2 separate regions of the Homo sapiens genome follow, and region 2 is linked to region 1. A link is a loop called in an ENCODE intact Hi-C map of the cell type or tissue named here. Cell type or tissue: stomach. All regions are shown on one strand.

What was found. A loop is a pair of places that touch in the nucleus more often than their neighbours do. Peaks named below come from ENCODE experiments on the same cell type or tissue, not always from the same donor. Only the 100,000 strongest peaks of a DNase experiment are listed, where the experiment ranks them.
Region 2: it touches region 1 in a loop (2.8-fold over the local background); 32 of 110 quality-filtered maps call a loop at or near these places.

The regions. Positions count from the first base shown.
Region 1 is chr1:90,840,469-90,848,468 of GRCh38, reverse strand. The region is part of intron 1 of LINC02609 (long intergenic non-protein coding RNA 2609); the gene reads left to right. It overlaps LINC02788 (long intergenic non-protein coding RNA 2788), which reads right to left. Exons shown (of 4, transcript NR_186594.1): 2 at 2,670-2,815; 3 at 348-413. Among named protein-coding and RNA genes, the nearest start is that of LINC02609, 7.2 kb to the left of the region's middle. RefSeq lists an enhancer at 6,811-8,000. In stomach, no CTCF peak of the experiment used is centred here; no DNase peak of the experiment used is centred here; H3K27me3 peaks cover 3,927 bases.
Region 2 is chr1:91,010,633-91,018,632 of GRCh38, reverse strand. All of the region lies in intron 1 of ZNF644 (zinc finger protein 644), which reads left to right. Among named protein-coding and RNA genes, the nearest start is that of ZNF644, 7.4 kb to the left of the region's middle. In stomach, no CTCF peak of the experiment used is centred here; no DNase peak of the experiment used is centred here.

The DNA of each region.
Region 1 (8,000 bases):
GACTATTACAAAAAACTTCCCCTTCTCCTAGCCTATGGGTGAGGCCTAACCTGTGAGGTCAAACACTTGTCATTTTTAGTAGTTGATCATAAATACAGACTGAAAAGCATATGTGTAGTGGAACCACCATATTGTTTTAAGTGAATAATATTCAACCTGCTTTACAAAATACAGAATCATGAAACTCCTAGCCCAGTGAACTAAGCTCTTATTATAATATTCAAGGCCAGAATGTGGGAGATGGTATGGAAAGTCATCCAAGGAAAAGAGTGGGATGGGGGAGAAAGAGGTTAGTCATGGGGCTTTTTAATTATAATTAGTTGTATTCATCTGAGGGAACAACTTACCATTGCTTTCCAAAAACCAGCAATTTAAAATTTGAGGAAATAATTCAAATTCAACTCCAGCTGAGACTATACAGAAAACCAAGAAAAGCAGAAAGAATGTAATTAGCTGAGTAGGAATTTTCCTAACAGTTCAAGTCTAATACCTTTAGTATTATATAGAGGGCCAAGGGATCATTAGTGATTAGCAAGAATCCAGACCATACTGATCAGGAGAGATCAAGGCCAATGGACAAAGATGAAAGAGCTTTCCTGCTTAAACCCAATGTTGCAAATGCTGATGCTCTTACATAGGGAAGGTCAGCCAGCAGACAAAGAAATAGGGCAGTCGTCCCAAAGCAACAAGTAGAGTCATTCCTCTCTTTCACTCCAGAGTTAGATTGCATATGGAGATTAACCAAGATTGAGCTGAGACAAAAAGAATATCATTCTTTCAGCCAGGTATAAGGTCTGGAACTGAGTCCTGTTTCTGCTTTGATGAACTTGGGTATTGTCCAGACATTGGGGAAGGGAAAACCTGCTGGGCCCTGGATACCAAGATTACACACCTAATTAAAAAGGTCAGTGAACAAGGTGGACAGACCCAATTCTAGATCTTTTCTGGGGAAAGACACCGGACTGCTTGTCCATTAGGTAGACAGAATGACTCTTAAAATGTATGTTAGATGCCAGGAGTGGTGGTTCATGCCTGTAATCCCAGCACTCTGGGAGGCCGAGGCAGGTGGATCACCTAAAGTCGGGAGTTTGAGACCAGCCTGGCCAACATGGTAAAACCCCGTCTCTACTAAAAGTACAAAAATTAGCTGGGCATGGTGACACACGTCTGTGATCTCAGCTACTCGGGAGGCTGAGGCAGGAGAATCACTTGCACCCAGGATGTGGAGGTTGCAGTGAGCCCAGATCGTCCCACTGCACTTCACCCTGGGTGACAGAGTGAGACTCCACCTAAAAAAAAGAAAAAAATAAAATTAGGGGTACAAGGGAGTATCAGTTATCTGAAGGGAGTATCAGTTATCTGGCAAACTATCCATAAATAGTACTTGTGGAAAAACAAGTAACAGTGATTTTAGCCTTCCTTTTTAAATGGGGAGCCTAACCATCATGACTACCCATCTTGTTGTTGTTGTTGTTGTTGTTGTTGTTTTGAGATAGGGTCTCACTCTGTCACCCAGGCGGGAAGTGCTGCAGTGGCATGATCTCAGCTCACTGCAACCTCCGCCTCCCAGACTCAAGTCATCCTCCTACCTTGGCTCCCCAGGTAGCTGGGACCTCAGCTGTGTGCCACCACGCCTGGCTAATTTTTTGTATTTTTGGTAGAGACAGGGTTTTGCCATGTTGCCCAGGCTGATCTTGAACTCCTGAGCTCAAGTGATACTCCCGTCTCAGCCTCCCAAAGTGCTGGGATCACAGGCATGAACCACCGCACCCAGCCATGACTGCTCAGCTTCTATAGATTTAAGAGTTCGTGCAAATATTTTAAAATTTGAGTCTAAATATTAAATTTTGTGTATAGTGTTTGTAGCTTCAGGAGTGGGGAGAGGGTAGTTCTCAGTATGGTCCAGGTAGTTGTAATAGAAGCCTGGTGAGTATAATTTGAAGTCCATCTCTTTTAAAGAGAGAGGTTCCTGTCTTTAGATTCCAAAATTCACATGTGGATCCAGAGTACAGAAAAGGTAGAGGACTGCCATGAGAATTGAGAAGTGGTAGAAAGAGTCCTGGACTGGGAGTGGGAACTAGGTTTATCATGTCCCAATTATGTTTCTTGAGGCAAATTTTAGTTTTCCTCATAGGCAAAATGTATATAATTGTAATATCTACTAGTCTACTTTGCAGGGTAGTTTGTGCCTTATCTGAGATGAAGTAAATGAAACACTTGCTGTGCATGCGCAGGATTTTGTGTGCTACAATGCAGGTTTTATAGGTGAAGGTAATGCTTATAGCCCTGGAGTTGTCCAAATATATGAACCAAAATATAAAGAAAGCTAGAAACCCACCTGTGGGAACTTGGGAGAATAGAATAGTTTTAGCGTGGATACCAGAGACAAATGGATAGTATAGTCATTACTCCTTTTTCAGATTCATAGGAAGTACCCTGTTGCCATTGCAAGAGATTTTGTTTTTACACTTCCTGAAGACCTGTTGTGTATAAAGTAACCTTAAGATAGCCCCCTTTATACTATCAAGCTCAATTCTGCAGCAGTGGCACTGAAAGGACAAACTTTCTTTGTGGAGAAAATTGACCAGACTCCTAGGCCTTGATTATTGTACTCCCAATGGTCCTTCTTTTCTTAGAGATTTCATTAATCCCCATTGCCATGTTCATACCTTAAAGGAGAAGAAGAAGCTGACTTGAGTTCTACAGATTGGCTTAATCGGTCAGCTATGAACATTTTCTAAAAACAGTTGTTATTCTTCCCACAGCAGCAATTCATTTCTTTTGCAGACACAGCAGGACCCCACCTCTCTGGACCCTGCAGACCATTAAAAGAAATTAACAGTTTAATTTTCTCCTTCTTTCCTCTGTGTATTTAAAAGGTACAGAGGATTAAGGGGGAAGGGCAGTTTGCCTCTCTACCTCACAGAAACCCCTGTACAGATATAGACAGCATCATTGGCTCCCACCAACATGAGGCATGGCTCCTAGAGAGGAGGGGGAAGTGGATGTGGGTGTCCTCAGGTGGGTATATACTCATCCTTTCTTCTGTTGAGTTGCCGGATTTCACCTCATGAAGAGTAAAAACAATGCCCCTTCTCTGAAGTCATGTTAGAGGGATGTTTTCTGGAGGCTTGTTGAGTATCCTCCATACAGGAATGCTTCATAAGTTCACATTGTGTGAGGGACCATGTATGTGAGCCAGGACAATACAGTCACAAAGGAAAAGGGGCATTTGATTCAGGCAGTATGTGTTTGAACATCAGATCTGCTCACCAGCTTAGTGGCTTGGGCAAATTTCTTCATCTCTCTGAGTCTCAGTTTCTTTATCTGCGAAATGGCAGTAATAACAGTGCTCACTTCTAAGGATTAGTGTGCATGAGGTGAGTGTATGACAAACGGGAGTTGTAATATTAGGCTCTGGGGAGTCAGGGAGGAATATAAATAAATATAAGGCAAATTCCCATCTTCAAGGAGCTTTCAGTTTGGTTGGAAGGGACTGAATAAAAATAAAGCTGACAATACAAGGCAGAAAATGGGAGCACCAAATGAGTGCTGCAGATGACAAATTCAGCAGTCTGCCAAGGACTAGGATGATGGTTGAAAGGTTTCAAGACAGAGGTGGGAGTTTCTCTCCGGATTTGCAGACTGGACAGGAGTCAGATATATGGAGTGAAATTGAGAAATCATCCAGATGACAAGAGGAAGGAGGAATCAGAACACACAGCACATGCATAGCAGGGGGGAGAGTATGCTGGAGTGGAAAGTATACCAGCTTTTGAGCCAGATGTAAGAATCCTAGTGCTGCTGTGAGACCTTAGTTGGACAAGTACCTTAACTTCTTTAGCCTTCTACAGCCTTAAAATGGGTATAATTATACCCATCTCTTAAATGGAAGGGATTAAATAAGATAATATTTGTAATGCCTAACATGGTGCCTGGCATCTTCAGTAAAATAAAGACAATTCACATGATGTTTTCAGCGGACAAAGAGAGAGCTGTCTGCCTGAAGAGCTGTCTGGCCTTGTGTAGGCTAGTAGTGGAAAACAAACCAGGAACAGCTAATTAATGCCTATGGGGAGGGTAGGAAGGAGGCTTGAAAGCCAATTTAAGAAGCTGGGGCTGGCCGGGAGCGGTGGCTCACGCCTGTAATCCTAGCACTTTGGGAGGCTGAGATGGGCAGATCACCTGAGGTCAGGAGTTCAAGACCAGCCTCAACATGGAGAAACCTCAACATGGAGAAAATACAAAATTAGCCGGGTGTGGTGGTGCATGCCTGTAATCCCAGCTACTCGGGAGGCTGAGGCAGGAGAATTGCTTGAACCTGGGAGGTGGAGGTTGTGGTGAGCCGAGATTGTGCCATTGCACTCCAGTCTGGAAAACAAGAGGGAAACTCCGTCTCAGAAAAAAAAAAAAAAAAAAAAAAAAAGAAGCTGGGGCTGTTATAGGCAATCAGAACTACCAAGGCAAAGTAGGGGTTTAGGATAGTTAATCTTAAGGCACTCTGAAAGCTGTATTTGAGGAAGGAAGAAACTCACTCCTTTATGTGTAAAGTGATCAGGGTCTAGATGAGGATGGTGGAAGGGTTAGTAGACCTGGCCAATGTCTTTTTAAAGTTATTTTCATAAAAGCAATTTAGGGCTCAGCAGTGTGGAGTAGGGGGGAGCTTTTTTGTTTGTTTTGTTTGTAGATTCCTAATATTTAGTATTGATTGTCTACAATAAAACTAGGATAGACCCACAACTTTGGAAAAGAGAGATCACTCAGCATTCAGGGACAGTACAAGGTGAGAAGTAATTCTGATGCTAAATAAGCCCTATAATTTGCTTCAACTTATAAAATAGCCCCTTTTAAAAGCCCCTTCCCCCTTCCTATTATTAATACAGATCAAGTGTGTTCCAACCACTGGTTTTCAGGAAGACATAAGTACAGATCATTTATCGTTGTATGGAGTTTGCAGTTAGGATTGTAACACCAAGAGGGGTTGGGGCAAAGGGCGAGGATGCTGCCAGCAAAATAGTAATGTTGATGATTTTATTTATTTGATAATAGTGAAATTCTGTTCTCTCCTGGGGTTTAGAAGTGATTTAATTAAAAAACAAACCTAGGAAATAGTTTTGGATACTAGGAATTAATTTATAATGTCTCACATTTTCTACCTTTCTCTTTTTTTTCTGTCTTTAGTAGTTTTGTAATGGGAGAATACATGGTAGATAATTCTGTTTCTAAGGAAAATCACACTGATTATGTATATGAACACTGGTTTTTAAAACGTTAGGAAATCCTAACTGTGGTAAGCCTTAAACATATTAAATAGGAACTGATAACCAACCTACCTCTGATTTCCTGAACTTTGCTGTTCTCTTATTGGGCTGCAAGGGCAACATTGTGCCAATAGCTCTGGGGTGCCTGAATAGTGCATTGCTTCCCTTGGAAGAAAGATGTACATGAAAGAAGATTGTGTGCAGTGGTTGACAAACACAGAAAGAAGATAAGTGACTAAGAAAAAGGTAGGCCCTGCAAGGTTAGAGGCAAAGCCAGCTGGCTTAGTCCCAGTGCTTCGAGCAGGAGGAGCAAGGAGTGTTCATTTCATTTCTTGTCTCCTGAGTTTATTTAAATCATCTGCTGGGAGGGGGGAAGGAAAGAAAGCATGATGTTATAAGGCTGATTAAGATGCAAACATGCAGATTATATCAGGCTACTGGCAGTCCTTTTCACTCCAGCCTAGAAAGAGAAGACTGTATAAGAAACCTGATCGAAGGGAAGGGAGAGGAGAAAGCAAAAGACATCTCTTCACTTTTTAATGAAAGAGTTTATGAATATCTATTGCTTTTGGATTTCTGGTATCCGTGCCACCCTAACAGATCATCCAAACTAGCCCCTGGCTGAAAGCCTGGCCAGGGGATTTGGACCAGCGGCAGATGCCATTGGGAAGAGGGTCTTCAGGGTCTGCTGGCATTAATTTTGCTAAAGAGACCTCATCAGAGACCAAGCCTCCTCTTGCCTACAGGTGGTGGGCCTTGGAGAGGGCCTCCATGGAGATTTCAGCCTTGCCCCCTCCTCCAACCTCTCTGCCTTCTGCTTTTGCATTGGGACCTCTCTTTCTCTCTTCCCCCTTTTTTCAATTAAATGAATTAATTACCAGGCGTTTAACTTTTTGCCAGGCTCTTTTATTATGCCCAGAGTTGTTGCTGAGTGGCAAAGGGAAGTAATAACATTCACAGTAAGGGGCAAATCCTGTTAATGAACAAATTAAAGTTCAAACAGTGATTCAAGTTCACAACCTCTCTGTGGCTCTTCTCTTTAATAAGAGTTTTACATGTTACTTTCCTCGCTCTTTTCTCCCTTTTATTACTTTTTAAGCTTTTCATCAACACTGCCGGGGCATATTTGAGGCTCCCAACCTTTCAGCCCTGACAAGGACTCGAGCAGTTATAATCCTGTCTTAATTTGGCAACTTTTGTAAAACACATAAAGGGCCCAGGGTCACCTTTGGTCGCCAAGGCCCTGGGTGACCCTATAGCTTCCACCTCCTGCCAGGGCTGCGTAGGCCACTCTTCTCGGTATTCATGCCCCTCTGGCAGTCAGGATCAGAAGATTCACCTTCCCGCCCCCGACACAGCCAGGCATAACCTGTCCACAAGTTAAGGGTTCGAGCCCTTTCTTCTCTCGGTCCCCTCTCCAACAGTCCTTTCTACCCAGCAGCGCTGTGGGGGGAAGGGGACGCCATGGGGAGGGAGGAGCCTACGGACTAAAAGCTGGAAACCTTTATGGGGAAACGGATTTGAGGTGGGACGGATGCCCGACTCCCTCTCCACTACCACTACCGAATGCTGCTCGCCTCGCTGAGGTCGCCTCACCACGCGGTTCCAAGGGCAGGAGGCCCAGTCCTCCTTAGTACTCTGACGTGAGCGGAGCCTGGGCCTGGCGGGAAGAGCTCAGGAGGGGTCCGGTCCCCGCCCACTCCTCTCCCCTCTCTCTCTCTCTCTCTTTCTTTTTTTTTTGTACTGTGGATTGCGTGGGGGTCTTTTCCACCTCCGCGCCGGCTTCTCACCACCATCCCCCGAGCATGGCTAGATATCATCACCATGACAACTGCAATCTATGAGCATACACATAATAGAGATGAAATAGACAAAAGATTAGCATGCCATGAAAAGTACAATAAGTTTCTTATTTAGCATTTAGATAACTGTCTTTCCTTCGGAGCAAGCTTCAAAGTTGAAGCCAGTTTAGACCAAGAGGATTAATTCTTTCTCCCGCATGCTTCATTGAATCTCTCATTACCAAACTTTGTCTGTATTGATGTAAGATTTGATTGAAGATTAGAGCATTTAGCAAATCTTGCTTTTCTGCATGTATCAGGTCCTTTCAAGCACGGATCTCGGTGCCCAGTGGTCAATACCCTTACTTTTATCCAGTGTCTGCTTCATTTAAACTTAATCAACTCCATCAATGAACTGGAACAGGGAAACGTCCCTGTGGTAAGAATGTTGTGCTTTTGTGGGATAATTCTTTGCTCTTTCCCGATCTGTTGGCGTTAAACCTAAAATTGCACTATGACGAACTTTTTTTTAATCAATATGATAATGACAATTGGGTCTGAAAGCTCTGGTGGGACTTGGAGTAGAGCGGGATCTGTCCCCCATTACCAAAATAACTTCTCGTTCTGCGATAGTCGAACTCCTTTTGTGTGGCTTTAATACCTTTTCTTCCCTGACATTGAATATTGCTCAAGCTGGAAAATGATGCATCTTTGTAGGGAAGGCTCGTATGTCACAGCCAGAAAGTGAAGCAGACCGATTGGTTGTGTGAATTATCTGACTTGCTGCAGTGAATTATTTGCACTGTTTCCCTACCTAGTCAACAAGTTCCTGAGGTATAGTAGAGATCAATCAAAACTGACAGCCCGCGTGTGAAGGCTTTACTGTGTAAATCTGGCGCACTCATCCTGGCCATGCCGGCCCTGGCATCTGTATATCATTTTTATACTGCTACCAGTA
Region 2 (8,000 bases), 170 kb before region 1:
TTAAGACAATTGTAGCTTGCAGCAAATGGAGAAATTGGCATGTTGAGTTATCTAACCCTGATTTTATAGAGCACTTGTTTTAACCATTTTTTAAACTGTTTTCTAAATGTTTTAAATTAGTAACCTTGTAAAATAAAACGAGAATGAAGAGTGGATACTGTAATACTATGGATACATATTCAAATGAGCTTTTATTTACACTTATTAATCTTTCTGGTAGAGAGAATGTCTATTTCGTATATGGAGAATCTGTAAATATTGAGTAAAGTTGTCAGGTATAGCATTGACTGAAGCAGTTCTAGAAGTGGTGTTTTTGATTCAGGTTTATTAGAGGGAAATAAATAGCTGCTGTTAATAGTGCAAGCCGTTTACACCATTGAGTTTTGGGAGATTTGAGAATCATGGAACTGATGCTAGCACTAGCTCACCCTGCTGGTTGGCTAAAAGATTTCTCCTCTTCCCCTTAAGAAACAAACATGAAGATCACAGGAGACCCAGAGGGTAGTAAGACTCTAAATTAAATTCTGTCTTTCTTCAGGGAGAGGAAGTTCCCATGAAAAAGGTGTTTTCTTGTCTCTAAGGCCTTAGTTGCTGCATTATAATTTTTTTTGCAGATCTGCCAAGTTGAACCATGGAGTTACTATCCTTTCTTTTTCTTTCTTTTTGGTTGGGGGACGGAGTCTCGGTCTGTTTCCCAGGCGCGGGTGCAGTGGTGCAATCTTGGCTCACTGCAACCTCTGCCTCTCAGGTTCAAGTGATTCTCCTGTCTCAGCCTCTCAAGTAGCTGGGATTACGGGCGCCGGCCACCACACCTGGCTAATGTTTGTATTTTTAGTAGAGATGGGGTTTCATCATGTTGGCCAGGCTGGTCTCGAACTCCTGACCTCAGGTGATTCACCCGCCTTGGCCTCCCAAAGTGCTGGGATTACAGGCGTGAGCCACCGCACCTGGCAGTAGTTACTATCCTTTTTGAACTTCCTGGGAACTCTTATGTGATTATGGAAAGTTAGTATATTTTTATTCTTTTAATTTCAAGATAAGAAATCCTTTGACAATTGAGAGATGTTAGGAAGAAAAACAGCCCTGTGAGAGTAACTTTCCAGGAGGAAAAAAGCAGAGGATTTCAAGAGTAAGAGGAGGAGGAGCCTGCCAGGGCAGAAGTAGCAGCAGTGCACACTTCTCTTGGTTGGGAGAAAGTGAGACTGGATTAAGATTAGCGTTTCTGGGAGATTTTCTTTCCCCTCTCCTACTAATCTTGGCCCTACCTCTTCTGTCTGCTAGCTGTGGTCTTCCCATTTCATTTGGAATCCTTTGAACTGAGATTTTGTAAGTAAAAATAAAGATAAATGATTTGTTCCTTGAAGCTTAATTCTGTTAGCCTAGATTTTGGTAGAATTGAAGCTGGGTTAGAGTGATGAAGGCAGATTTTATGTGTTAAGCCTTTTGGTATGTGTATCTTTTTTTTAAGTTGAAAATACAGCTTTTAAAATACTTTATATAGGCCGGGTGTGGAGGCTCACACCTGTAATCCCAGCACTTTGGGAGGCCAAGGTGGGTGGATCACTTGAGGTCAGGAGTTTGAGACCAGCCTGGTCAACATGATGAAACCCTGTCTCTACCAAAAATACAAAAATTAGCTGGGCATGGTGGCACGTGCCTGTAGTCCCAGCTACTTGGGAGGCCGAGGCAGGAGAATCACTTGAACCCAGGAGGCAGAGGCTTCAGTGAGCAGAGATGCCGTGCCACTGCACTCTAGCCTGGGTGACAGAGTGAGACCCTGTCTCAAATAAAAAAGACTTTGTTCAAACTCTAGAAACGTAAGTATATTTTGAGCCAAATAGACAACTGAAAATTAAAAATACCTAATAAAGTGTTGATTAAAATTCTTTACACTTTACAAAGCATGTTTACCTGTAGTCTATCAATTATTTTATCTAATTTTTTGAAAAGATTAATATTTTACTTAAAAGTATCTCTTTCATTAGTTTCTTGAGGAAGATATTAAATACAGTCATGTGCAGCATAATGATGTTCTTTGGTCAATAGTGGACTGCATTTACGATGGTGGTCCCATAAGATTGTAATACTGTATTTTTACTGTATTTTATGTTCTATGTTTAGATACACAAATACTAAACAGTTATGTTACAGTTGTGTGTGGTATTCAGTACAATAACATGCTTTACAGGAGCATGTTGTAGCCTAGGAACAATAGGCTATACCAAGTAGCCTAGGTGTGTAAGTAGGCTCTACCATCTAGGTTTGTTTGAGTACACTTTGTGATGTTTGCACAGTGACCAAATTGCCTAAGAATGCATCTCTCAGAATGTACATCCATGCTTAAGTGATGTATGACTGTAAAACTAGTACTTTCAGAGCACCATTTATTGGGGAGGAGAGGGGTAATTCCCAATTTATTGTTGGTTTGTGAAGGTGGGTAAAAGGCTTCACAGAGTTGGAATTAATTGCCTTTTGTTTGCTACTGACTCACTAAATACTTTACACACAGACACACACACACATAGAATCACAATTGCAATTGTAATTATGCATATATAAAGAGGCAGGATATGATAAAGTTTGAAAGTGTAAGCCTTGAAGTAAAATTGACAGGGTTCAGATTTAGCTGTGTGAGCACTAGGCAAGTGGAATTAGTAATTACCATCTTCAAAGAGGTTTAGGGTTGATATTACATAATTCATGTAAAGTCCTTAGCTTTCTGGCATACAATGCTGAGTAAAGTAAGTGTTACCTGTTAGAGTAATAATAGTTATTATTACCATTGTTTAATTATTCTTTCTACATTAACTTGAGATTTTCACCTGTGAGTGATTTGCAGTTGTATACTTTTGCTAATGTCCCATTTTAAGCCATGCCGATAAAGACAAGGTTGTTATAGAGGAAGTGAGAGGTAGGCATCAAAGTGTGCCTTCTCTGATTCTAGCAGCAGAATCTTATAACCAGGTTAAATATTTCAGGAATGCATTCCCAGCACTGTCAGCAGATGAGTAGATACACTTGGGAATGAGTACATTTTAATGAAGTTATTTCCCAGCCAGTGCATTGGTTTGTCTTTGTTATAACATGCTGAATTTCTTCACTCTCCTTTCAATTTTTGACTGTGAGGCCATGTGGTGACTATTAGTAGAGAGAAGAAGGTGAGTGGCTATGCGTATTTGTAATGTACGTATAAACCCAAGATGAGAGTGAGGAGTGGCTGGTAGGTAGCTAGATTGAGGCGGGTGGAATATAATCTTTTCATTGGATAGTCTGAGTTGGGAATTTCCCAAACAGCATTTCCTTTTGCTCTTTTCCTCTCCACACTTTGTTTTGTATATGTCTGTGCTGGTATGGTGTTAAAGTTATCAGTTCCCCCTCTTTAATTTTCTTTCTACCACCAACCTCCTCCTAGCACAAACACGGATTTTAAGCTTATAAGCAAATTTGTCAAAGACAGCTAGTAAAAATAATTTTAGGTTCATTTGAGGAGGGGTACTAGTATGAAATTGTAAGTTTTTCATTTATGCTTGAAAAATACAGCAATTTGGAAAGTGAGGGAGGGGAAGTCACCCATAATCTTATTACCATTATATAATTATTAGTATTAAAGACAGATGACGTTAATTAAGCATCTACTATATTCTTTTAATAATCCTGTGATGTATATATTCCCACTTTACATGTGAGGAAACACATCCACTTAATAATGGAGTAGCCAAGTTTGAACCTAGGTATATCTTGAGAAGGTCTAGAGAGGAGACCTTTCTGTTCTACCTTCCTGTTCTTCTTACATATATATCCTTTTACCTAGTTGTTACACAATTTGTAAGTTTCATCTCCTAGTTTTAAAACTTAGCATTATAAAAACATTTTTCTCCCCCCCCTTATTTCAAGTGGTGTCGTATTGCTCTCATTGTCTATTCATACCACCATATAAAGGCTCTTTGTCTTGGCTGCTGGACATTGGTACAATGATGTTGACCAAAATGGATGCTGCCCTTTACTGAGTGACTAAGATGAAAAAAATCAGGCTTAATCAGAACTAATACTTTATGGGATTTGGATTGCTACAGGTTTAATCATGCTATCTATCCTTGCTGGTGGGACATTTGACTTAGAATTGTATATAAGTAAAATATAGATGAAAAATTGTATAATTTATAGCTATCTGAAAACAACTTTTTTTTAATATTTGAACACTTTGAAATGCCTTACACTTCCTTGTTAAAAATCTTAAAGGGATATTAAAATTAAATGGCACTTAATTACTATTAGTAATTCCTAATATAATATTTAATTCATAAAAGAAAAAAGCTTAATGTTGAATTCTGGCACTCATCGGGAAGATGACATTATATGTTAAGAGATAATTTGTGGGGCATAGTAACTATAGTTAATATTGCATACTTGAAAGTTGCTAGGAGAGTACATTTTAAGTGTTCACACCACAAAATATAACTATGTGAGGTAATGCATGTGTTAATTAGCTAGATTTAACCATTGCATAATTTATATGTATTTCAAAATGTGTTGTACACCATAAATATATACAATTTGTATTTATCAGTTTAAGAAGAAGAAGAAGAAAAAGGTAATTTGTGGGCATTTATAAATAGATTGTATAGGTCAGCACTGCCCAATAGAAATATAAGTTGAGCCACAAATGCAATTTTAGATTTTCTATAGCCACATCAAAAAATAAAATAAATAGGTGAAATTTTATTAATGGATTTTTATTTAACCCAGTATCTAAATACTATTATTTCATCATATAAACATGATTGAACTATTTTACATTTTTTCTTTTTTTAACCATGTTAAGTCTTCAAAATCTGTTAGTATTACATACTTAAAGCACATCTCAATTCAGACTAGCCAGAGTTCAGGTATTCAGTAGCCACATGAAGTTACTGTATTGGACAGTGCAATTACAGATAGTAAGTCCTATGGGGTATAGGGAAAGAATAACATAGAAATTGAACTGAACCGTAAAGGATAGCTGAGAACAGAAAATGCTTGAGAAGAATATTCCCATAAAGAAGTGATAGGAATTAAAACAGCAAATACAGTTTGATACCAGGTAATAGAGTGGCTTGAATCCAGTTTAGGGAATTTGGTTTGGGTGTGTATATGTGTGTGTGTGTGTGTATGTGTGTGTGTGTGTGTGTGTGTGTGTGTGTGAGAGAGAGATTGGAAATATATATTGGAGGGTGCCTAATTCGTGTCTCATACATGAGCACTTGATAAATACTGAATTAACTGGGTGCATTGGCTCATGCCTGTAGTCCCAGCACTATGGGAGGCTGAGGTCGGCAGATCGCCTGAGGTCAGGAGTTTGAGACCAGCTTGGCCAATATGATGAAATATCCCGTCTCTACTGAAAATACAAAAATTAGCTGGGCATGGTGGTGTGCACCTATAATGCCACCTACTTGGGAGGCTGAGGCGGGAGAATTGCTTAAACATGAGAGGCGGAGGTTGCAGTAAGCCAAGATCATGCCACTGCATCCCCACCTGGGCGACAGAGTGAGACTCAGTCTCCAAAAAACAAAAGAAAAAAGATAAATATTGAATTAATATTTAGAGAGAATTAATATGACACTACAGAAAATGCTGGAAAAAACATCCTAACAAAGCCTAGTCGATCTTCAAAAGGGAAAGTGTTTCATTTAGGGAATATTGATGTTCTGTGATTAACAATATGATGGAGATTGATAAAGAAGGATGAGAATTGAGAAAAGGTTTTTAGATTTAGCTATTAATTGGTTACTTGTTTTTAAGTATTTTTTTTAGGTATAACATACAGTGAAGTGCACAAATCTTAAGTACAACTCAGTGAATTTATACATATAAGTATACCTAGGTAACTCCCAGGTAGTGGGAGGTACTGGGTTACACCTGGGGAGAAGAGGATGTAAAAAAAGCACAGACATGAGAATTGTGGAATGCAAGCATTTTCCGTGATTAGAGCCTATTTTAAATGAAATACCCAGATAGAGATGTAGAATATTTTTCTTCACTGATTAAAGGTGCCTTGTGCTCCCTCCTATTAATTTCTCCCTACAGAAGTAACCACTATTTTAACCTCTAACCTCTATCACCATAAATTAGTTTTTGCTTGTTTCTTTTTCTTTTCCTTCCTTTTTTTTTCTTTTGAGACAGGGTCTCAGTCTGTCACCCTAGCTGGAGTGCATTGGCGCAATCTCAGCTCACTGCAGCCTTCACCTCCCAGGCTCAAGCGATCCTCCTCCTTCAGCTTCCTGAGTACCTGGAACTACAGGTGCATGCCATCATGCCTGGCTGATTTTTTTTTTTTTTCTTTCGGTAGTAGAGATAGGGTTTTACCATGTTGCCCGGGCTGGAGTTTTTGTTTCTAAACTTCTTATGGCATATTTGTCCTCCCTCCCAAGGGTAGTGAGAATTGATGCTTGAATCCATCTCTCTTTTCTTCTGTCCTTGTTTGGCATTGTTATGAATTGGGAGGTAAATCAGGTGATATTTGGTACTATGGCCCTTTTTTCCCCCCAGTGACAAAATCAGAGAGGTGCTTCTTAGTGTTCATTAATAGTAATCCTTTAGAGGTTAGTTTTATGACTTGATATTTTGTTTAGAATGCAGAGATTTGAATTTGCCTCCACCGATAACATAGTTGCCTGGCTTGCTGTCATTACAGTATTCTCTAGGCATATAGCCAGGAAGTAGGTGGAGGAAGTTGTGGATTGCCTCCTTATATAGATGGTTTTTGGAGCCTCTTTGATGGTAGCTTCCAGGCATTATGTCAGTTAGCTATTAGGCATTTTAGGTTGCTTATTAAGGTATTTGGGTATTTCTGATTGTAATTTTAGAGGTAGGAATAAATAGGTGTACTTTTTTTTTATAGGTAGGCATCTACCTGTTCAACAGAAAAGTAGAATATAACTAGAATGTTACCTTATGGACAGTTGCTTACAAGTGTGAATGGTTAAAGCCCATGTAGGAGACTTTATAAATGGAAAACTGAAATAGAATTGTTGATCATGATTTTTACTTTTAGTGCTTGAATCAGTTTTTTTCCCCCAAATGGAATTAATAGTTGTAGCATTATTTTTCGTAAATACTGAGCAGTAGAAACCTTATTGTAGTATAGCAGTATTAAATTGGTGCTTTGCAGATAAAGAATTTTTTCTGAAATGGGTATTATAATGTTGTTAAACGTATATAATAAAAAATATATCTTCACATTCTAGTATATCTGGTTTTGAAGAATGAATATGTAAATTGCGCAGAAATGGGTATGAAAAGACTTTCTCATTAACATTTGGATTGTGAATGCTCGAGTTTATAAATGAAAATATTTACTCTATATAAAGAAGTTTTGTCTTTTGGAATTTGTAATAAGTTCATTTAATATACTCTTGCTCCAGGGATTTCAGTATTTGTCTTGAAGAAATAATAAAATCTCACCTGTCAACTTTTCTTATTGTAGCTTTTGTGAAGTATAGAAGGCTAAAGCAAATTGGTTAAATTAGACATTGAAAAAAGTATATGATTATTATCTCCAAAATATTGAGACTTTACACATAACAGCTTTTGGGGGCTAGATTTAGAAAATCACTAACATAAAACAATTAGAATGTTCTTAATTATAGTTTTCAGAACTGACTATGTAGAAAAAAATACACTCAAGTTTGTGTTCTATGTTTACATGTTGTTTTGACAAAAATGAATGTTATGTTTGAATTTAGTTTTGGGAGATTTCAGTTTTTTTGTATTCAGAAAAGTCTTGTTTGTCTGGTTGTATTTCCCCCAATTTTCATAACTTTTATTTAACTGGGTTAGTTGTCATACAAAATTCAGCTAATGCTCCACTAGGGGTAGGGTTGCATATACATAGAGCACAGATATGGCTTCTACTCCAAAGAGCTCATGATCTAAGATATAGCTTGAAGAGTACTTAACTATGAAACATTTAAATTACTGAGCTGACAAAATAAAATGAATGATCTGTAATAAGATTAATA